3 separate regions of the Homo sapiens genome follow, and all the other regions are linked to region 1. A link is a loop called in an ENCODE intact Hi-C map of the cell type or tissue named here. Cell type or tissue: heart right ventricle. All regions are shown on one strand.

Region 1 (8,000 bases):
ATGTTTGTGTTTTTCATGCAATAGCATCTTCCAGGACATCAAGAATGTAAGTGATGCAACATTTCTTAAAAGAATGTTCTACCATTGTCCCCGAGGTTTTATTTCAAGCAGACATTCATTCGTTCTTCAAGTTTCGATGTTGGCCCTTTATGTTTAAAGAAAATCTTGCCAAAAGATACGAGGCAAAGACAAAGCTCACACGACCAACAGGCCAACAACTGTTGTGAGGTGCCATTGATTATCAGACGAAACCTGATTTCAAAATGTTAAAATGCAGAAGGTGGGGAAAATGTGTGTCCCTGAATCTACAACCATCTTCCCTGATTCTGTTTTCAGTCTGTGGTCAGAGAGATCTGAGTTCAAATCCCAGCCGCACCAGTTCCCAGCTGTAGGATGTGTTAATTGAGGTAGGCTGAGATTTGCTGCAATCCCTCAATCTCAATGACTTCACAAGAGAAAAGTCCCTTTGGCGTCATGCAAATCTGCTGCAGATGTGGCCACGTAGCAATGCGAGGAACCACTTGGAACTTATGGTTCCAGGACCACAACACAGCCTCATCTACCACCACCAGGGCAAGAGAGAGAAAGACACTGGATAATTACAGAAAGTCTCTTCCTGCTTCAACCCGGAAGTGGCACCCATCACTTCCACCCACATTTCATTGGCTGGGCTAACCACATGGCCCTGCTTAACTGCAAGGGGCTGGAAAATGTACTTTCCTGGATACTCAGGAAGGAGGAAAGACCAAAATATTAATGCCAATAGTTAAATCTAGCATGGTAAATTTCAACCTTCCCTGAGCCTTCGTTTCTTGTAAAAAGGAGGGTTATAAATGTGTCTATGTCTGCTGGGCACAGTGGCTCAAACCTGTAATCCCAGAGCTTTGGGAGGCTGAAGCAGGAGGATCACTTAAGGCCAGGAGCTTGAGACCAGGTTGGACAACATAGCAAGACTCTGTCTCTACAAACAAAATTTTATAAAGGAGCCAGCTGTGGTGGTGCAAACCTGTAATCCCAGCTACTTGGGAAGCTGAGGCAAGAGGATGACTTGAGTCCATGAGTTCGAGGCTGCAGCGAGCTATGATTGCGCCCCTGCATTCTGGCCTAGGAGACACAGCAAAGACCACATCTAAATAAATAAATAAATAAAATGTTTAATGCCTATTTTATTGGCTGTCATGAAGGAGAGCGCATGAGTTCATTCAACACACTTTGCACTGTGCCTGGCATATGATAAGTGCCCAGTGAATACTGGCTGTATTCCTAAAATCACGTAGAACACCTTCATTCCTTCCCACCTGGAAATGACTATCCAGGACCCCACTTCTTCCCTGAGGCATCTCTGCTCTCAGGTGACACAGCCCAGCTGCCCCATCTGCTTCTCATGGCTTCCAGACCACTCCCCATTCAGTCATTCCATTCTCTCTCCAGAAGAGACCCTTGTGAGAACGGACCACCCGCCTCTTGCATCTCTGTATCTGACCAGCGTGAGTTCTGATCCCAGCTCCTCCAAACATTTGCTGTGTGACCTTTGCCAAGTTTACAGCCTTCGCTGGGCCTCAGCTTCCTCCTCTTTAAAACAGTCTCAGCAGAGCTCCTCACCTCCAACGTGCCTGAGGCCAGGAGGGTGTGTGATGAACTGGAGGAAGCTCACACAGTCTAAAGGGAAGCCATGCCTCGCTTAGCCAACTGGTGCCAGTTTTATATTACCAGAGTTTTGGGGTTTTGAAAAGAAGGTAAAAATCCCCAATTTTATGTGAAATCTGCCAGTTTTTAAATATCGACAACTACTTCTTTTTTTTTTTTTTTTTGAGACGGAGTCTCACTGTGTTGCCCAGGCTGGAGTGCAGTGGCATGATCTTGGCTCACTACAACCTCCGCCTCCTGGGTTCAAGTGATTCTCCTGCCTCAGCCTCCCAAGTAGCTGAGATTACAGGCAGCCACCACCACACCTGGCTAATTTTTGTATTTTTAGTAGAGACGGGGTTTCACCATGTTAGCCAGGCTGGTCTCGAACCCCTGACCTCAGGTGATCCACTGCCTCTGTCTCCCAAAGTGCTGGGATTACAGGTGTGAGCCACAGAGCCCGGCCACGGCGGCCCATTTTTAATTCTAAGTGTCTTAGTATAGGTTTAAGCAGGTTACATGGAAATAAGGAGATAAAGCAGCAGAATGTACTGAGCCACCACCCCTCTCTCCTTCCTGCTTTCTACTTTCACTCGGCAGCCAGGCGCCTATGGGTTGGAGCCCCCCCTTAACTCCCCCTCCCCAGTAAAGAATTTAGTTTAGGCTAGCTTGCAACATAAATAATTGTACCCTTTCTTATCAGCCAAGTGCAGCCACTAGGGCCATAAGTCAAATGTTTAAAGAGTCCTGAGATAGTCGCAATGCATTATGGGCTGCAATAAAAGGCAGCAGAAAGACCCTAAAGAACATACTTGAAACCTTAATACAACCACCAATAGGTGACGTCCGGGAAGATTGTAACCCCATAGTACTCAGCCAATGAGGAACTGGGGGAGGGACTTGAGCGCTAGGGAGTAAATAGCTTGTTAAAACCGTTCTGGGTGTGCCTGCATGCCAGACACCAATCTTGCAAGACCACCATTAAAGTCTCACTTCTGCTGTTCTCCATGTCCCTGAGTCCATTCTTTGGGTTTGGATGGGTAAGAATGTTTCTTACAGTCTTGAACTCCTGATCGCAAGTGATCCAACCACCTTGACCTCCCAAAGTGTGGGGATTACAGGCTCGAGCCACTGCACCTGGTCTACTTCTTGGGAAAAAATAATAATTATCCGCATGCCAAACAAAATGTTATCAGTGGGGGAAGTCTGACCAGTTTACAAGCTCTGGGTACACCCAGGAGAGGAGTACCACACCCAGAAAGTAGACTCACCCTGAAGAGCCACTGGAGCTGGTCCTGGGGGGCCCAGGCAGGAGGGAAAAGGGGTATTTGCTGGTGACCATATCACTGGTTTTATCAAAAGCAAGTCCTAGCAGCAAAACATCAGTGCATCCGCCTCTATCAGTGCCTCCTCTGGGCCAGGCTTGGGACACTCAGAGAAGAATCAGATCTAAGCCCTGTCCCTGGGGCACCCCCACACACAGGAGAAGATGGGGGCAAAACAGGCAACTGCAAGGGATTATGTGGGGGTGCACAAGGGGCACACTGATTGCCTGGGAACTGTGGCCAGGGAAGGGGCATTGGCCCAGAGTGCTACAGAGGGGTGGCCTCCAGGCATCTGTATAACACATCAGGCAGGCAGGTGGGGGACGGCATGTGCAGAGGAAGGCCTGGGGTGTGAGTGTGCTTGGTGCATTGCGGCAGGAGCACCGCAGGGATCCTGGAGTCCCCAAGACTCCTAGAGGAGCGGGAGGAGGGGAGATGTGCCAGTGGGCAGAGGGTGCGGTCAAGTCCCACTGCCTCTGTTCACCCCCATACCCCCATTCACCTGGCACTAGTTGGCCTCTATCAAAAACAACGTGAGCATCATTTCTCCACCCTGGCTGCCCATTAAAATAAAAAGCAAACGCCAGGCGCAGTGGCTCAGGCCTGTAATCCCAGCACTTTGGGAGGCCAAGGCAGGCGGATCACTAGAGGTCAGGAGTTCGGGACCAGCCTGGCCAACACGGTGAAACCCCCATCTCTACAAAACTGCGAAAATTAGCTGGGGTGGTGGCAGGCAGCTACTCAGGAGGCTGAGGCAGGAGAATTAATTGCTTGAACCCGGGAGGTAGAGGTTGCTGTGAGCCAAGATGGAGCCACTGCCCTCCATCCTGGCGACACAGGGAGACTCTGTCTCAAAAATAAAATAAATAAAATAAAATATAAAATAATAAAATAAAATAGTGTCTGGGACCCACCAGAAGTTCTGGTTACCGGTATGTCTTAAAGGCTCCCGGGTGATTCTAAGGCGCAGCCAGATTAGAGAAGTAAGGGCCTGGACGTGCCCCTCCTGGCACAGCCCTGGGCTCTCACTGGTGCGGAGCCTGTGCAAGGCTCTTCTGCGACTGTCCGGTTCGATCCTGCCCGCGGCTCTGTGAGGCTGGCCAGGCGTCCTCCCCTCCCAGGTGCAGAAACAGCCATGCAGGCCAGGTAACCACGTACCCAGAGACTGAAGTTAAATCTGACTCCAGAATCCAGAAGAAAGGAAGAGAAAGGGAGGAAAGAGGGATGGAGGAAAGGAAGGGAGGAAAGAGTGGGGGAAGAAAAGAAGAGGGAAGGAAGGGAGGAAGGGAGGGAGGAAAAAAGGGCAGGAGGGAGGGAGGAAGGGAGGGGGAGGGAGGGAAAGAGAGAGGGAGGAAGGGAAGGAGGAAAAGAGAGGGAGAATGAAAGGGAAAGAAGGGAAGAAAGGAGGGAGGGAGGGAGGAAAGGAGAGAGAGTAAGGAAGGGAAAGAGGGAAAAGGGAAGAAGGCAGGGAGGAAGGAAAGGAAGGAGGGGAAGTTGGAGGGATAGATAGATGATGGGTGGATGGACGGAAGAATGGATGAGTGGTGGGTGGGTGGGTGAAAGGATACGAGGGAGGAATGAATGAATGAAGAGGAGGAAGGGAAGAAAAGAAGATAGGGAAAGGAGGAGAAGGGAGAAAAAGTGATATGTGGGGGTTGGAGAAACGAAGGCGGAAAGGACGGATGAATTAATGAATTAGGGATAGATGAAAGAGGGGAGGAGCAAGGAGAGCGGGCTGCTGCCTCGGCGACCTCTGGTCCCCGGGGTCCCGTGAGCAGCCAGGGCGGAGGTCAGGGAAGGCGGGTCTGGGGTACGAGACCAGGAGCTGTGCGGTCTCCGACGGGACTTGGCCTCCGCGGGGCCCTGCTGCCCCCCAGCGGCGATGCGCGGCACTGCAGAGGCGGCGGCGGGACCGGGGGCGGCCGCCCCTCCTTCCCCGGGCTCCGGGAGCCGCCCGCGCGTTCCCTTAGCAGCCGCCCCACCCGCCGCTCCCCGCTCCCGCCCCGCCGCGCCCGCTGCAAACTTTGGCCTCTGCAGCCCCGGCATCCGCTGGACGGAAGAGAGAGAGAGGAGCTCCTCCCGTAGCTTTCTCCCGAAAACGTTTTCTCTTCCCTACTCTCTGAAAAAGGATAACGAGGTGGGGGAGGGGAAGGAAATAGTTTAAGTTAATTTAAATTGTGTCTGCCGTGGGCAACTCTCCAAGAAAGGGCTTTCCTTTTTTTTTTTTTTTTTTTTTTTTTTTAAGAGGCACGTTCGAAGCACTCAGAGAAGCTCTTTGCTGCAGCCCAGCGGCCACGGATAGAGCCTGGGAAGTGGAGAAGGAGCTGCTCCGAGAGGGTCCCAGGGAGCAGGGGGACCCCAGGCGTGGCCCTGGCCCTTGGGATCTCTGGGACCAGGCCTGGACCCTCGAAAGGGCGCGGCTGATCCTGCCTAGGGGCTTGCTCTTGGCCGCCACTTCTCCTAGGCGGACTCCTCTAATCCAGCCGGAGCCATGAGGTCGTACTATTTATCCCCACTTTGCAGCTGGGCCCAGAGAAATCAAGCGCGCACAGCTAGGAAGTGGCAGTGCCCCGGTTTGAAGGCACCAAGGCCCATCCTGAGCCCTCAGGCTCGGGACTCCACCATACAGCTCAAAGTGGATGCTAGGATCTTCCCATCCTACAAGAAAAGATGCTGGGAGCTCCAGAGGTTTGCTCAACGCCACCTGCCTACAGTCTGCTGCCCAGACCCTCCAGACCAGCCTTACATCAGGAAACTCCCATGAGCTCCGGGAGCTGACCTCAAACAGCTGCCAGACCCGGGGGTGTGTGGGGAGCCAACCTCCAAAGTGGCCAGAGGCTGCAGTCCCTGCCAGCATCCCTGGTGACCTCAGCTGTGGGCAGGGAGCTCAGGGAGGGGGTCAGGAAAGACAGGGAGGGGGCGAGGGAGGGGGTCGGGGAGGCTCAGAGGCAGAGCCCACACAGTCCCTGCCACCTATCTCCTGCCTCTCTCCTCCATGTCAGGAGGGACAGTGCTGACTTGTGGGGCTTCATTTCACCCAACAACTCACTGGTACATTCAATTAATATTTACGGAGTGTCTGCTGGATGCCAGGAGCTATGTTAGACAGTGAGGAGATCGTGGTAAATATGGTACTTAGTGCTGAAGACAGGCGATACAAAAGTCAACCAACAAATGCACACGATGATCTGAATATTAATAAGTACTAAGAAATAAATACAACAAGGTGATACACTAAAAAGTGATGGGTTGGGGGCCGGGTGTGGTGGCTCACGCCTCTAATCCCAGCACTTTGGGAGGCTGAGGTGGGCGAATCACTTGAGGTCAGGAGTCCGAGACCAGCCTGGCCAACATGGTGAAACCGCATCTCTACTAAAAATACAAAAATTAGCCGGGCCTGGTGGTGGGCGCCTGTAATCCCAGCTACTTGGGAGGCTGAGGCAGGAGAATCCCTTGAACCAGGGAGGCGGAGGATGCAGTGAGCCGAGATCGTGCCACTGTACTTCAGCCTGGGCGACAGAGCGAAACTCCGTCTCAAAAAAAAAAAAAAAAAAAGTGACGGGTTGGGGGTCACCATTATCATGGCTCTTATTTGAACTCATCTTTACAATTGCACTTAACTACATGGGGGTGTATGTGCCATGTCCCTGCATCTGTCTCCTGCACCAGGTATGACAGCTCGAAGGCAGAGTTTGTCCTGCCATCCCTGCGCCCCCACCCGCAGGACCTGGCCCTGCAGCATCTCAGGGAAGGCAGCAGAGTTGATCTGGTGCTTGTGAGTTAACAGAGCCCAGAGATGGCTGAGAAGCCTCCCTCAAGGAGCTTGAACTTGACACCGATTTCGGGAAGGGAGATCACAGTGATAGCCAAAGTACTCTGAGCCCTTGCTCTGCAGGCATTTGTATCCCTTATCTCCATCAATCTCCACAGCAGGCCTTTGATGTAGATACCATTTCTAACCCATTCTACAAATGTGGAAATCAAGGTCACAGCTCTATTAAAGGGGAACCAAGATTTAAACAGACAGCCTGGTTTCAGCACCCCCTGCCCTCTACAGTCTGCTGCCGGGTGGATGCTACGCTGAGGGGAAAATGTTTTAGGGAAGAGAGAGGGGGTGGGTCTGTTACCTTGAGCAAGTCACTTCCCCTCACAGAGCCTCCATTTCCTCAGGCCTGCAAAACAGGGATGAAGCGGGGTTCCTGCCTTGGCTGGATTGTTCATTTGGGGGATTGAATGAGACAATGCAAGTAACTTGCCTGCCCAGCAAGAAACCTGGATCATTGAACCAAAGGATGGATGGATGAATGAATGAATGAATGAATGAATGTCATAAATGTTAGTCCCCTTCCTTGTCCCCCAATTCTTTAACAGTAAAAAAAAGAAAGAAAAGTCTGCTAGGCTCCTGCTCTGCTCACTTTCTTGCATGCCACAAATGCTCATGTATTTCCTCCAGCTAGTCCCAAATGATGTGCACGTGATGGTGCACTTACATCCCGTCTCTAGAGCAGAGCTCCTGGGGCAGTAAAGCTCCAGTTCCAGGCTGATGTCTAATGCAAGATATCTCACCTGAGTCCTACACAGGGCTTCCTTGAATCAGACAGACCCAGGTCCAAATCCTCACGTGCACAGATGTGCTGTGTGACCTTGGGCAGATGGCTTAACTTCTCTGATGCCAGACTCCTTCAGCTGTAAGGAGGACATCTGCCACATAGGTTCTCCTAAGGACTTCATCTAAGCCCCCTTTCCCTGTGAAGTGGTGAGGGTAGGCAAAGGGAGCAAATCCAGAGGGTAAAGTCATATGCACTTTGCTGTGAGCTTCCTGAGCTTCAAGAGAGGCTGAGATTAAGCCATCCATTATTTTTCTTCCTTTTTTGTGTGTGCATCTTTTTTTTTTTTTTTCTTTTTTTGAGAGGGAGTTTTGCTCTTGTCGCCCAGGCTGGAGTGCAGTGGTGCAATCTTGGCTCACTACAACCTCTGCCTCCCGGGTTCAAGTGATTCTCCTGCCTCCGCCTCCCAAGTACCTCGGATTACAGGCACTTGCCACCATGC
Region 2 (8,000 bases), 1.3 Mb before region 1:
GGGCGACAGAGTGAGACCCTGTCTCAAAAAAACCACAAAACACAAAAAACAATAAACCAACCATCCCTCCAACCAACCAAAGAAAAAAACCCAAAAGAAATTAGAGAAAGGAAGGAATGTGGTAGAAACTACACAAGGGGTTTCATCACCATGAGTTAGGTTTTATTTCTTTAGCTAAGTGATAGGTGTGTTGGTTTTCATTCTAAGATTCTTTATGCCTATTTAATGTCTAAAATGTATCATCATTAATTAATTTTAAAAAGAGAGGCTTTCCTAAAATATGCCTCTTAAGTCTCCAGGGCAGCTTTCCTTCCCCCGTTGTTGTTTGAACATCAAAACTCCTGACTACTTGCTAAACATCCCCTGCTAGAGGAATTGCTGAACAAACACTGCCTTGCCATATGAGTCAGTTCAATTCTGTGCATGAGCCAGAGGGCAGCTTCTCTATTTTTTCCTGCTTTCCTACTTGTAGGCTCTTTTTATATTTCAAAGTATTGTCTCACACATTTCATCCTGAAAATAACTCTGTGAGTGAGTGGGGATATTATTATTCCTCAGTTGACAGATGATGAAAAAAAAAATCAAGTTGGCTAACGTTGATTGAGCATTGTACCTACCATGTGCCATCAATAGAGAAAAATGCTTTACATGCACTTCCCAGGAATCTGCTTACAGTAATCCCATTTGACAGATGAGGAAACGGAGGCATAGAGAGGTTGAGGAACTTGCTCAGGTCCAGTAAGTGGAGAAGTCAGAAGTCAAAATCAGGTCTGCATAAGGGCAATTCTGTGCTGTTTCTTTTCACTGAAGAAAAATGTGTTGTGACTTGCCGGGGGCTGATTGGGTTTGGAAACAGATCTGCATTTTCTCTCTTATACCAAAGGGTGAGCCACACTGTTTTGTTTTTGTTTTAACCATCTCTATAAAAAGTCAGACTTCTTGCTTGCGAGCAACAGAAATTGACGCTGGCTCACTGAAGCAGAAGAGAACTTAGTGGGAAAATAAGGGGACTGAGGAAAGGGAAATAGGAGACCATACTTGGAAATGGACAGAAACCAAGGGCATTCCGGAGGGCTGGGTGGCGGAAATCATAGTCATGTCCAGACCAGAAGAGGAACAAGCTGGTCTCTTCTGAGTTGGGAGGTGATCATCCTGAATTATTTTCCTACCAAGCCTACAAAACGGAAGGGCATGATGTTCCCAGGTGGCCTCCCCTCGCCAAATCAGGATATCACTAGGAAGGGGTGAAGGAGTGCTAAGGAGCCAAAATTACAAAAAAATAAATTTCTGCTGTGCCTTCTGTCTTCTTTTGGACCCCTACCCATGCATAGGGGTTCAAATGGATGACTGCACCACATGAAGATGGACTGGGGGCCAGGCAGTCTGTGTCGTAGACATGTAGACAGGAAGTTCATATCCCTAAGCAGGCAGTCCTGTTAACCAAGGAAGGAAAGAAAGAAATACATCTTTGCTGCCTGACATCTCCCAATGGGTAATTAAAATGATGCCACTGCTGATTTTACTACATTCAAAAGTGTTTTAATTTGTATTTAGCCAGAGGCTTTTTAGCAACAGGAACATTTTTACAAATCTAACAAATAATTATAAATAAATAAAGTCTCCACTTCTGCTATTTAGGGGAATGTTTCCTTCAGGTAACACATTTATAAATCCACCCGTTTGACAATATGGAGCTAAAATAACAGTAGAGCTTGAACTGGCTGCTTAAGTGACAGTTGAAATGGCGTGTTTGTCAGCGTAGAAATGAAAAACAATATCATGCAGGGAGGTAATCTAGTCCCAGAGGCACTATGGACTATAAATGTTAAATTACAATAGACCCAGAATATAACCTTGCATAATTCTTGAATAAAGGATATAAGGAACAGAAAACCCAAGGTAGCAAGAATTCATATTAAAGGAAGCCTACACAATTTATAGTTAAGGTGACTTCAGGACTATGGATATGGTACCTCCCAAAATGTACTCGACAACTGGTTCATCAGTAACACTGGCCATCGTAATGAGAAAGGACATTCAGAGAGGCATTGTTATGTGGTTTTGTGCTCACCTCTTCTCTTGGGACTCATTTTGTCCCCAGATCTTTCCAGGTCAGTATGGGTTGAGACCAGTCATGGTTGATTTTCCAATCCGCAGTTCATGGATGATTTCCAATGGAGTTAGGCGATGGCAGATCCCCTTCTCCAGTATAACAGCTGACCTTACCTTGGGGACTAGGGTCAGCCATGAGATTTCTGCTGCAGACGATCATTGTGTCAAAAAACTCATTGGATGCCATTCAGCTCATTCACGTTCAGAGGAATCACATGAGGATCCTGGGTGTGAACCCACACCCACATCTTGCTTTCCTCTCATTTTGGATGAACAAGGCCCTAGGTAGGCAAACCGGGATTATGTACAGACTCAGGGGGAAGTGTTTTTTGCTGGATAAGGAATATGTGAAAAAAATGATGAGGATTATTTTCCAGAAATTTTCCAGGAACTCTTAAGGAATGAAAGAATCTTGTTTTTAAAAAGACTAGGGCATGGGGAGAGAGCAGAGAATAAGAACGCTTTCTCATGTCAGATATGCTGACATTATAGTAGCCAAATGTCTTTAAGATGGGGAGAGCTCAGTGCCTACCTATGGCTATCTATTTGATGGGATATGTGAATATTCCAACCAGGATAGTCCTTTGTAAGGCGCATGTTAGGGTACAGGTCCTATATAACAGATTCACTGAAGAAATATGTGTAAATCATATTTTAAATGCACTGACAGGTCTCACTCTTTAAAAAAAAAATCCTGTTGCATATTAAATACTTCTCTTGGGACTTAAATCGTCACTTTATTTATTTATTTTTTTACTTTTATTTTAGGTTCAGGGGCTACATGTGCAGCTTTGTTTTATGGGTAAATCGCATGTCACTGAGGTTGGGTGTAGGAATGGTCCCATCACCCAGATAGTGAGCATAGTACCCGAAAGGTAGTTTTTGAACCCACCTCCCTCTCCCCCACTTCCCCCTCTTGTAGTCCGCAGTGTCTACTGTTGCCATCTTGATGTCCATGTTTTCCCAGTGAATAACCACTTTAATTGAAAGGAGGCAGCCCAGCATGAAGGTGCAGAGAACGGACCCTGGAACCAGATTGCCTGGGTTAGAACCCCAACTCTGCAGCTTCTCAGCTATGTAAATGTGCTTTGGTTTCCCAGATGCTAAACAGGAATACTAATAGAGAAATATGCTGGAATCGTGTATCCTACTTATTCAGTCGATATTAACGACTACCGCTGCTATTTAACTACATCAAGTTTGCTAAAAGCTATCTTAGCTTTAGTGGGACTACAGTGCAGGCTTCTTCTTATCTTAGTTAGTTTTCCCAGAAGTACTTATCTGACCCGATTCATTCTCTTTATTGCATGCTCTCTCTCTCTTTCATTCAGCATTTACTTATGCACCTGCCATTTGTCAGACATATGTGGCTGGTTCTAACAAAAGGCAAAGATAATAGTTTCAGCTCTCAAGGAGCTCAGTCTAATGGCAGAAAACCAACAAATATAGGATCGTGATTCATATTTGCAGTTCATTCTTCCATCTCTCTGTTACTGGTAAAATTTCCTCAGCATGCTATTTACCCTGGAGTCTTTGGATAATTCCACAGTGTCCTTAGTTGGCTATTTAGGATCTGGGGTGGGTTTATTTCTCACGCTCTGTCTTTAGAACACCAGTCCCTTCTAAGTCTTTTCCTAGACCCGCCCACTCTTGAGATCTATAACTGGGTTTGCGTCCTTCCAGAGAAGCTAGAATAGGTCCAGCCCACTGAGATGGCTCTTAACCACGAATCACTGCAGACTTTCAAAATAAGGCCAACACTCAGCCGAGAAAAGAGCGAAGCCCTTTTTGGGTCACTTTTTTCACTAATCCCGATGAGATGGGGGAGGTGCCACCAGAGAATTCTCTTTTGTGATTTGCCTTCCCTGCCACTAGGTGTCACTGTTCTACATAAATAAAATGAAATCAAATCGGTCTTGGCACTGTGGAATTTGGCCTTTGGTTAAGGGGATCTGGCAGGTTTAGGGACCTCTTCATTTTGAAGTTGTCAGATAACCATCACTGCCACCTAAAGACTGGCTACAGTACAGGAACCGACCCTGAGTAAAAAGTCTTGAAATTAAAGTATCTGACATGTGTAAATCCAGGACTCTGTATATATCCTCCTTGGTATTGATCCTTTAAAAACAGATCTCTAAAGATTAACTTCTTGGAACAAAGATAATATATTTATGGAATGTAGGGAGTGTATCACTTTATTATTTATGTAGCTGTTTGGGAAGATGTATCTGATTTTATGAAGACATCATGAAGAAAGCAAAGGAAATCTCACAAAGGAAGACTTGGCTGTCTTGCTGGTGACCTTCCCTTTGAAAGACAAAAGGAAGCAGAAACTCACAGAGATAACATGTGAAATCACCCATTGGATCTTCCCTTCCTCCATTTTTGTTTTAGAATATTCCCATAATTTTCTACCTTTAAGACAGTTAGTAGTGGTTTCTCAGCCATTATGCATGTTTATCAGGAAAATAAAAACATCCTCTCCACCCTCCGGACTAGCATTCTCATTGAGTGATCTCCAATTTCTGATACACAGGAGACTTCTCTTTCAGTTATTTACATGGTCTTTTTCTTTTCCTGACAATAGGGCTTTGTGTTATATTCTAGTGTTTATAAAAATGCCAGGGTCTCACAACAGTGATCAGTGAATATCGCTCTTCACTGTTTTGTCTATGATAAATTTTTAGCATGAGAGTCTAGGTCAGTCATAAGAGGCTCTAGGATGGATTTTTCTGCCTTGACATGCCCCACTCTTGGAAGAACATCTAATTTTATTGTTGAAGTGATGATCACAAAAGCCAATCAGCACTGCGAACTTTATGTGGCATTGAACTTGAGCTCCATTTTAAGGCAGGTCCAATCCCTTTGCTGAAAAAAGGTTAACACTCCTGGTCAAAAGGAAGAAAGTATAGGCCGAGAAGAAACCATATGTGGAATACTTTTATCATGAAATATTTGTATTAGAAGACAGTGGTTAAGTCCAGAATGATATGGTTGAGTTATACCTTCCATGGCCTGTCAATCAGTGGAAACTAAAATGTTCTTTCTGGTCGATCTCTTCTTACAACACCATAAGGCACCCTTGATCAACAGTATATCACTTTCATACTGATACTCACTGGTGCATGATTGGAGAGTGATAGAGACAGTTCAGATAAGGTTCCTGTCGACAATTTTCCTTAAATCTCTTTGACATAAATGTCCCAAAAATTATTTCTGGGAAGCCTTTTGTTGCAAACAGCTGACAGAGAGTTTCAGTTATGGCAGTAGGAATTTAAAATAGGTTTAGGATTCCTTTGAGCATTTTGAGACGCAACTACTACAATCCAGAAACCCACATGGCATATGGATTCTGTGAAGTCTTTTGGTATCTTGACTGTTCCACCAAAGGGTGTTTCAATAGGTTAAGTTAAATAACTCTCATATTTTATTTTACTCCTAATATCAAATAAGTTGTTGGTCATCACGTAGCTTCCAGCCTAGCTAGTGTTTCTATGCAAATAGTTCTTAGATACTATCATATTATGATGGTAAAGATAATGTAATATCAGTTTCCTGGAATATAAAAGTGATTTTTTTCCATAAAGGGCATTTTACAATGGATCATTAATTCATTTTATGAGGACCTTAATGTTTTGAGCACTGTAAAGAAATAAAGTATCAACCTACTGGGGCCAAAACTGATTCAGCAAAGAATTTAATCACCTACAGAACATCCTCTTATAAGGTATTACACATCCTTACAGCTTGGATCAAATAAACACTGTGGAGTTTTTATTGGTAGAAGCAGCACCCAAATATTACACATGAAAGAGCCTGGGATGCCAAACCCAATCCATGGGCCATCTGTGGTCAAGTAAGCTTATTGGTCTAAGACAGAAGACTCTCATAGTTGGCCAAATGAGATTTGTATTTACTTTACTTTAATTTATATTTGTTTGTTTATTTATTTATTTATTTATTTATTTATTTATTTATTTATTTATGTTGAGACAGAGTCTTGCTCTGTCACCTACGCTGGAGTGCAGTGGTGCGATCTCTGCTCACTGCAGGCTCCGCCCCCCGGGGTTCATGCCATTCTCCTGCCTCAGCCTCCCAAGTAGCTGGGACTACAGGTGCCCGCCACCTCACCTGGCTAATTTTTTGTATTTTTAGTAGAGACGGGGTTTCACTGTGTTAGCCAGGATGGTCTCGATCTCCTGACCTCGTGATCCACCCTCCTCGGCCTCCCAAAGCGCTGGGATTACAGGCGTGAGCCACCACGCCCGGCCACTTTATTTTTTTGAAACAGAGTTTTGCTCTGTCACCCAGGCTGGAGTGCAGTGGCGTGATCATGGCTCATTGCAGCCTCAACCTCCCCAGGCTCAGGGGATCCTCCCACTTCAGCCTCTGGAATAACCGGGACTATAGGCAGCTAATTTTTGTATTTTTTGTATAGATGTGGTTTCACCATGTTGCCCTAGCTGGTCTAGAACTCCTGGGCCCAAAATATCTGCCTACCTTGGCCTCTGAAAGTGCTGGGATTATAGGTGTAAGCCACTGTGCCTGGCCTGTATTTAATTTTCATATTTATTTAATATTAAATAATCTTCTAATATTTTATTCCTTCAGATTTTATTCAAAACCAGAGACAATCTCATGGAGCTCCTTGTGTCATTAGATTCACCTTCCCGAGTAGGTCTCAATTGTCTTCCAGTCTATGAGTTTCCAATGAATATGGCATAATGGGAACTAGAACCTGCGTCTGTGGGTGGTGTGGAGACTATTGCTTCAATATGTTTTCCCATTCTTGTAACTGTCATTATGGTCTTAAACCCAGAGCTGTAATGAACAGTATGGGATTATCCATAGATAAGAGTCCTAAAGACATTCTGATAGAGGCTTATAATCAGTACAAATTGTAATGGCCGTAGAAGGAGTTGTTCTGCAGATGGCTTTATTCTTGAGTACTCAGCACCATCTGGCACTTTGGGGCTGAGCCCAGCCCTACCACTACAAAAAACCATATTTGCAATATATTGGCACAAACATGCAAGTCAATGGCTCCTTGACATTTTGGACTTTTTATCGTATGGCAAGTCCAGCTGCAGAGCATGCCCTTTTCCAGTGGGCAGAGAAGTGGCTCAGTTGAGGTTGCCTTTTGTTGAAGAAAAGGTCACCTTAAGGAGTCTTAAAGCTTTAGCTTAAATTTTTGGAATTACACATGGCACTATGAACCACTTCTTCCAGGTCGAGAGAAATACTTGTAGTCCTGATATTAACATCTAAGAATTTCACATGGAAAGATCTGCATTTATGTTAACACACACTGAGATAACTGACACAGTCAAACAACATGGACTTCTTCCAATCTGCTCTTAAAAACTTCCCACAGATTTCAGTGATCGTATATGCCCCACTGTACTGTGATTTTTTATTTTTCTTGCTTCTCTTTAGCCCACGGACTGTGATGTTTTGGAAGGAAGAAGCTGCCTTTTTCATCTTTTTCTTCCCAGTATCTTGGACCTGGACTGGCATGTTTTAGATACCCAGTAAATTAACTGAATTAACCCTGAAATCTTTCTTTGTTTTTGTGTTTTATTAATCCCATTATTAGGAAGTAATTAGGAAGTATGGGTCCACCACTAGAATCCTAGAAATTAGGAACTTCAGGGACCAATAGCTATTTTGAACTCAAGAGGCTTAGTACCCCTTTATAGGTATCTGATCCTATAGACACTCTGTCTGATCATATAATCAGTCTATTCCTGGGTGAGTGAGTGTGCAGATGTACTGGCTCCACTGTTTGCTAGCTGTGTGATATTAAACAAGTTATTTTGACTCTCAAAAACCTTACTTTTTGCACCTATAAAATGAGGGCAATAATACTGGCTAACTCTGAGATGGTG
Region 3 (8,000 bases), 1.3 Mb before region 1:
TGCCTGATGGACAATTGCTTACTGACCACCTGTGCTGTCTTTCAGTGACTGACTGTTGACAAGCCTGGGTAGGGCCTCTGAAGAAGGCAAATCTGAGGTCAAATGCCATTTTGCTACTTCACAGCTGAAGGAACTTGGGCAAGTTAGGACAGCTCTTTGACCTTGTTCTTTGTGTGACATGAAACATTTTTACTATTTTCTTTTTTGTTTTTTAAGGCAGGGGCTTTCTCTTGTGGTCCAGGCTATTGTGCGGTGGTGCAGTCATAGCTCACTGTAGCCTCGACCTCTTGGGCTCAAGAGATCCTCCTGCCTCAGCCTCCTGAGTAGCTAGGACTACAGGTGCATGCCACCCTGCCTGGCTAATTAATACAAGTTTTGTTGTTGTTGTTGTTGTTGTTTATTTTTATTTTTATTTTTTTGTAGAGACAGATTTCTTTATGTTGCCGAGGCTGGTTTCAAACTCTTGGCCTCAAGAGATCTTCCTGCCTCAGCCTCGTGAGTAGCTAGGACTACAAGCAAGCACCACCAGACCTGGCTAATTTTTTAAATTTTTTGTAGAGACGGGGTTTGGCTATGTGGACCAGGCTTATCTTGAGCTCCTAGGCTCAAGTGATCTTCCTGCCTTGGCCTCCCAAAGCGTTGAGATTACAGGCATGAGCCACTGCCCCTGGCCTACTATTTTTTTAAAATTCATTTTTCAGCTTGATGATTGGTCCTTAGGACCAAGTCGAATAAGTGGAATTGATGAATGAAGAGTTTACTCATTTTAGGGCTTTGCTATAGCTTTTTTGATGCCCCAGAAAGCTCCTATCAATATGTAGATTTACCAGCAGACATTGACATTCATTTGCGCCTTTGAATTTTTTTTTTTTTTTTTTTTGAGACAGTCTTGCTCAGTCGCCCAGGCTGGAGTGCAGTGGTGCGATCTCGGCTCACTGCAAGCTCTGCCTCCCAGGTTCACGCCATTCTCCTGCCTCAGCCTCCCGAGTAGCTGGGACTACAGGCACCCGCCACCAAGCCTGGCTAATTTTTTGTATTTTTAGTAGAGACGGGGTTTCACTGTGTTAGTCAGGATGGTCTCGATCTCCTGACCTCGTGATCCACCTGCTTTGGCCTCCCGCACCTTTGAATTTTTTAGTGATGCTAAATCTGTTATCACTCATTTGATTATGACATTTGCATTTTTAGGTGGATTGACAGGTTTACTTATGTCCTTTGCCCATTTTTTCTAATGTGTTTTCCTCATATTGATTTATAAGAATTCTTCACATAGTAATATTCCTAGCTCTGCATTTGTTTGGTCTGTTGCAATAGCTTTTCCTCTATGATCATTTTCTTTTTAAAGCTACTTATTTTATAGATTGTTTTTATTTTTATCTGAGTAAACCTATCAATTTTTTCCATATGCTTTCTTTCTTTGTAAAATTGCTTTTAGAAAGGCTTTCGCTGCTGGGCACGGTGGCTCACACCTGTAATCCTAGCACTTTGGGAGGACGAGGAGGGTGGATTGCCTGAGCTCAGGAGTTTGAGACCAGCCTGGGCAACACAGTGAAATCCTGTCTCTACTAAAATACAAAAAATTAGCTGGGCATAGGGGCATGCACAGGCACTGAGGCAGAAGAATTGCTAGAACCTAGGATGTGGTGGTTGCAGTGACCTGAGGATCGTGCCACTACCCTCTAGCCAACTCCATCTCTTAAAGAAAAAAAAAGGTTTTCTCTTCTTGGCAGTCACAGCAGTGGAGCTTTGCATATTTGAGACTTCTCCTTTAGTTTAATGAATCAGATGTCTCATAGACTGGCTTTCTGCATCTACTTGTCTTGTTTTTCATCCTCTCCTGTATTTGTGATGCCCGGTATGTCTAGGCCCAGTCTATTCTTTGAAATCTCTGTAGGTGAAAAAGGACTGTTCTGGGAAGTCCAGCGTCTTAGTTCATTGGGGGCTCTTATAACAAAACACTGTAAACCTTGTGGCTTGTAAACAATGGAAATTTATTTCTCACCGTTCTGGAGGCTGGGAATTCCAAGATCAAGGTGCCAGCAGATCTGGTGTCTGGTGAGAGCCTGCTTCTCACTCTTGCCTCACTCAAGAGGTCTCTCTTGAGCCTCTTTTAGAAGAGTATTGGTCCGATTTATGAGTGCTCTACCCTCGTGACCTCCTCTCCTCCAAAACGCCTCACCTCTTAATACTACCACCTCGGGGAGTTGGATTTCAACATATGAATTTTGGGGGGACACAAATATTCGGTCAGACCATAGCACCCAGCTACTCCTAGACTTTATTTTTTCTCTTGGGAGTAGGAATGGTCTCTTGGCCTTGTGATGATACAAGGACTTCCCAGTTGTGACAACCAGAAATGTGTGCAGATATTGCCAAGTGTCCCTTTGTGGGAAAGCAAGGTTGCCCTCTGCTGAGGACCACTGGGTTAAGGAGAACTCTTCAGGTCCCTGATAGTGTGCTTTTTTCTTCAGCACTTGTTCCTTCATATTTGGAGGGTGGGTGGGGGAAGAAGCTGAGGTGTGTGTTCCCCCAGGATTACTTTTTTTTTTTGTTCTTTTGAGACAGGGTCTTTCTCTGTCACCCAGGCTGGAGTGCAGTGGTGCGATCTCAGCTCACTGCAACCTCCACCTCCCAGGTTCAAGTGGTTCTCCTGCCTCAGCCTCCCAAGTAGCTGGGACTACAGGCGTGCACCACCACCCCTGACTAATTTTTATATTTTTAGTAGAGAAAGGATTTCCCTATGTTGGTCAGGCTGGTCTTGAACTCCTGGCCTCAAGTGATCTGCCCTCCTTTGCCTCCTAAAGGGCTGGGATTACAGGCGTGAACCACTGCACCCAGCCCACAGGATTACTTTTAATAACAGCATCGTGTTTTCTTAGAAAGGGACCTGCAATTCAAGCCCCAGCTTCTTCTTTACACTTAGTTTTGCACCTGCTATGTTTAGGAAAGATTCCCAGAAATATGTGCCAAGTGGCCATAATTGTGCATTCCAGAAAAGGGGATTTCTTTAGCCCAGGGAACTCTTTCTATTCAGGGATGCTCTTACACGTTGTGTTTTCTGCTTCTTGATTTCCCTCAGGACTTAGGTTTGTGAAACACAGAGATCTAAACTTCTCAAAGACAAAAGCAAGAGAAAGACTTGTTTCTCTCTGTTTCTGCAACTCCTTTCCTACGATAATGACTGCTTATTTGTCCAAAAGGAGGAAGCACCCCCAGGTAAAAGGAATTGCAGGGATGAGGTATGTAGTTCATTATACAACTCCTCCCCACCTTAATTTTCCTTTCATCATTTAGGATGATTTATTATTTATTGGAATTATAAGATTTTCAGGAAGTCTTCTCCAAGGCCACTTTTTAATTTAATTTAATTTTTTATTTTTTGAGATGAAGTCTTGCTCTGTTGCCCAGACTGGAGTGCAGTGGGATGATCTTGGCTCACTGCAACCTCCACCTCCCAGGTTCAAGCGATTCTCGTGCCTCAGCCTCCTGAATACCTGGGATTACAGGCATGCACCATGATGCCCAGCTAAGTTATTTTGTATTTTTAGTAGAGATGGGGTTTCACCATGTTGGCCAGGCTGGTCTTAAACTCCTGACCTCAGGTGATCTGCCTGCCTTGGTCTCTCAAAGTCATGAGATTACAGGCTTAAGCCACTGCGCCTGGCCTAAGGCCACTGTTTTTTTATATATTCTCTTATTTTTTGCCTTATTTTGACTTAAATCAGAAAGTAATAAAATTTGCTAACAGCCTAAAAAGCAGTAGAGAACTTGAATAAAGTGATGTGAAGTCTGTTTGGAGAGGGAAACAAGAGTGAACTGAGCTGAGGAAGCACTGTGCCTGGCAACAGTGTGAGTCATTCGTCTTGGCAGCCCTGGGAGAAACAGGGCTAAGTGTGGAGTGCAGTTCACTGAGCTTGGGCTGAGAGGGCCCTGGCTGAGTCAGGTGCCCCTGAAGGGAAGACACAGAAACAGGGAGGTCTGCTGATAGGGAGGCCTGGCTCAGACAGACTCAGGATACCTCCAGGGAGAACCAAGACCTGGCCTGAATACTCAATGAGCAAATCCGATCCTTCCACATACTGTTTATGGCCAGATATGGGACATTGCCAGCACAGCACTCTCCCAGTTGCCATGTGTATTGGTCTGTTCTCACCCTGCTAATAAAGACATACCCGAGACTGGGTAATTTATAAAGGAAAGAGGCTTAATGGACTCACAGTTCCACATGGCTTTGGAGGCCTCACAGTCATGGCGGAAGGCAAAGGAGGAGAAAAGTCATGTCTTACATGGCAGCAGGCAAGAGAGCTTGTGCGGGGGAGCTCCTCTTATAAAATCATCAGATCTTATGTGACGTATTCACTATCAAGAGAACAGCATGGGGAAGACCTGCCCCCATAATTCAATTACCTCCCACCAGGTCCCTCCCATGATACGTGAGAATTATGGGAGCTACAGTTCAAGGTGAGATTTGGGTGGGGACACAGCCAAACCATATCAGCATACGAGGGTCTTGTGTGCAGATCTGGCTGTTCCTGTTCCAGGTCCCAGGGGCAGAGGTGCCACATATAGAAGTCTTTGGTCTGTTCTGGAATGGAGATGACTATCAAGTCATATATAGTGCCCTACTGGCTATCAGTTCTGCACCTTCTCCTTGTGTTTGATGATTCACATGTGGATGAGTGTTATGGGCAGAATTATGCCTTTCTCAAAATATGTTGAAGTCCTAACACCCAGAACCAGTGAATGTAGCCTCATTTGGAAATAGAGTCTCTACAGATGTGATCAAGTTAAGATGAAGTCATATTGGATAGGATGAGCCCTAATCCAATGATCGTTGTCATTACAAGAAGAGGGAAATTTGGACACAGACACACTGAGAGAAGAATTCTTTGTGAAGACATCAAGACAAAAGAGACAAACGGATTGAATCCCATGTGACAACAGAAGCCGAGATTGCACTGATGCATCTACAAGTCAAAGAATGTCAAGGATTTCAGCAACCACCGGAAGTTAGGAAGAGGCAAGTAAGGATCCTCTCGTGAAACCTTCAGAGTATGACTCTGCTTACGCCTTGATTTTGTACTTCTCAGCTCCAGAACTGTGAGAGAATTAATTGCTGTTGTTATCAGTCAGCAGATTGTGGTACTTTGCTATGGCAAACTTAGGAAGCTAACATACTGGGGTTCCCCTAGTTGCATAGATGGTGCAATGGTTTGTGATGGTGATGGTGTAGATCTTGCAGCTGGACGTCTGCAGGACATGCAAGCAGTTGAGGGTCTGGGTGTTTCAGATCTTGATGGTCTTGTAGGAGCCACTGTTCATGCTGCTGTGGGGCACCACTGGGTCCTGAGCTTACTGCTGGAGGCTGTTCAACTCCTTTAGCTCCACATTGGTATTCATAATATTCCAGAATTTTTGGTCTTTTGGAACCCACTCAACAGCATTGTGTGCAGAGACCTGTGTGAACGTAAGACTGCCATATGTGCTAACTGTGTTCACCTTATTCAGGCTCTGGATGTCCCAGATAATGATGATATCATCTGCAGAGCCACTCTAGGATTTGGTCTCTGGATGCAAAGCTTCATCATCATACTAGCATTTCTTCTAGTGTATTCTGTCACTGGAGTTGGTAAATGAGGCCCATACTTTGATGTTTTAGATGAACCGCTGAAGAGTAGATCACTCATGGAATAGTTGTGACAGGTGGTGTCCTGGTGTCCCACCAGAAATTCTTTGCCCTTTAAAGTCTCTAGGGTCTTAGAATCTTAGGATCCCCCTGTGTAGGTATGTGTTTTCCTGGGATATTTCATCATTCAGCTTGGGCACATCCCACAAGAGCTCTATAGTGTCTTTGCTGAGTCTTAGGATCTCATCCAATATGACAAACTTGAGGTGAACTTATTCTCCAGATGGCTTGTTTTTTCCTAGAACTTGCTCATTATGGAGCTCAGAAAGATGATCTCCTGCCCCTGCTGGCCACGTGCATCTTGTAGAAATGGCCTTTTTTCTGCTACAGAATTTCCTTCTGGACCTCAAGAACTCCTTCAGGCTTCAGAGCAGCATAGCTTCAAGTATGGGTGCAGGTGCCTCTTGTAGGTGTCTGTTCCTCATAAACTTGCACCCATATTTGGAGTGTCTCCAACTACAGTCACGTTCTGAGGTACTGGAGGTTAACTTAAACACATAATTTTTCTTTTTGGTGGAGAGACACAATTCAGTCCATTGCATGCAGATAAAGGGAGGACATGGCTCATAGAGGCCTGGAATTTCCCCCTGGTGGGTCTAGTGAAATGGGGAAGGGGTTGGGTGGCAAGGATATTATTGAGGAAATCAAGGATATCAAGGAAATCAAGGATATTATCAAGGAAATTGCAAAAATAAGAACCATGGACCAAATGCACCTAGCAAGGGAAATGAACATGTGAGGAGTGGGGTGGGGCTAGGGCACTATAAAAAAAAGGAAGATAGTCTAGGAACCAGTGACAAAATGTCTTGGTGAGGTCAACAAAGGAAGCAGTTGAATCGTCAAGTTGGAGGGATAGGAGCCTGTGGCTGAAGGGAGGCATGATTATTTTAGTAATTTCCCGGGTGATTTTAATAGCTTTCATGGTATATAATTTCCATGAGTGGGTTTATCTCTTTATAAATCAGACATGCTTGCCCTTTTCAAGTCTTCCAGAATGTGCCATTTTCAAGACAGTGATGATCCTCAGTATTACCTCCAACCTCAGTGAAAAGCTGCAGTCCTCGGTGTGCCTTTGTTTGCAAGTAACAGAGGATCATTCAAACTAGGCTACAGAAAAAAATAAAAAAGAAAAGGAAGGGCACTTTATTATATGGACTCAAAGATAGAAAATGGAAGTTAATAAGAAATAGAGCCAGACTTCTCAAGAGGCTAGAACCAGAAATTGAAAACCCAGCAGGGACGAGACACTAGGACCAATAATCAGAAAGCCATTGAGATCCAACGTAGCTGCTCTCAGACTCTTTCTTGGAGCCATTTGGTCTTTCTGTGTGTCAGTTGCATAGAAAGCCACACGGTCCTACAAACTGGCTTTCTCCTTGTCCGAGCCAGTAAGGGATCAGCTCCATAATAGTGTCAGAGTTTGCAATTCCTTCGTTCAAGCAATAAGCAGAGAGTGACTGCCATCCATACCCTGATCGACACCTGCAGGTGTCTATGACCCAGGCAGATGTCATTTAGGTGGGACAGGGAAGGCCACAGCATTCACTGACAAGTCAGAATACAGTTCCCCAAATTCCTTTGAAGACTTTCCTGTCTTTCAAAACTTACTGTTAATTGTCAATGTAATAAACAGAATAATGCTGTCTTCACAAAAAAAAAAAAAACAACAACAAGCTTTTGGTTTCTATCTTAGCGGAAATCAGTTATTTACTGAAGTAATCATTTGGACATAAAGTCCCAAAAAGAGGTTCTTAGAATAAAAACCACCAAGGATGCTACATTTAGCATATTCTCGTTTCTCCCTTACATTAGATAATTTTAAAGTTTAAACTTTAAAATGGTAAAGTTTTAAAGTTTCCTAATTTGTAGAAATTTCTTTCAAGAGTCAATCTGGCCTACTATGTGCCAGATTGATTTGTGAATTTTAGCTCATTTAATATTCACAAGATGCTTCTGTGAAATTATCCTCCATGTTAACAGATGAGGAAGCTTGTCACAAGCTACGGAGCTAGCAATCAGCAGAGCTCGTGTTGAAACCAAGTTTCAGATTCAGAAGATACTAAGTGAGGAAAGCTTCTTTATGAGGAGAGGAGGTTTCTTTTTTTTTAACTTCTATTTTAGGGTCAGGGGCACATGAGTAGATTTCTGATAGAGGTAAATTGTGTGCTGCAGGATGTACAGATTTGGTGTACAAATTATTTTTTCACCTAGATAAAAAGCATAGTACCTCATAAGCAGCCCTTCCCTCCCTCCCTCCCTCCCTTCTTCCTTTCCTTTCCTTCCTTTCTCTCTCTCTTTCTCTTTCTTTCTTTTC

Evidence for each region. Peaks named below come from ENCODE experiments on the same cell type or tissue, not always from the same donor. Only the 100,000 strongest peaks of a DNase experiment are listed, where the experiment ranks them.
Region 2: it touches region 1 in a loop (5-fold over the local background); 50 of 110 quality-filtered maps call a loop at or near these places.
Region 3: a loop joins it to region 1, with 4 times the contacts of the local background. A loop is called at or near these places in 41 of 110 quality-filtered maps.

What each region holds. Positions count from the first base shown.
Region 1 is chr16:27,105,009-27,113,008 of GRCh38, forward strand. No RefSeq gene overlaps it. Among named protein-coding and RNA genes, the nearest start is that of C16orf82, 42 kb to the left of the region's middle. RefSeq lists a silencer at 4,749-4,948 and enhancers at 4,987-5,535, 5,536-6,082. In heart right ventricle, CTCF peaks have their summits at 4,827 (motif pointing left) and 5,027; DNase peaks (open chromatin) are centred at 4,883 and 5,283; H3K4me3 peaks cover 1,286 bases; H3K27ac peaks cover 1,667 bases; H3K27me3 peaks cover 4,209 bases.
Region 2 is chr16:25,834,922-25,842,921 of GRCh38, forward strand. The region is part of intron 1 of HS3ST4 (heparan sulfate-glucosamine 3-sulfotransferase 4); the gene reads left to right. Among named protein-coding and RNA genes, the nearest start is that of HS3ST4, 150 kb to the left of the region's middle. In heart right ventricle, a CTCF peak has its summit at 3,988 (motif pointing right); a DNase peak (open chromatin) is centred at 3,970; H3K27me3 peaks cover 2,339 bases.
Region 3 is chr16:25,820,198-25,828,197 of GRCh38, forward strand. All of the region lies in intron 1 of HS3ST4 (heparan sulfate-glucosamine 3-sulfotransferase 4), which reads left to right. It also overlaps the pseudogene LOC100420641. Among named protein-coding and RNA genes, the nearest start is that of HS3ST4, 130 kb to the left of the region's middle. In heart right ventricle, no CTCF peak of the experiment used is centred here; no DNase peak of the experiment used is centred here.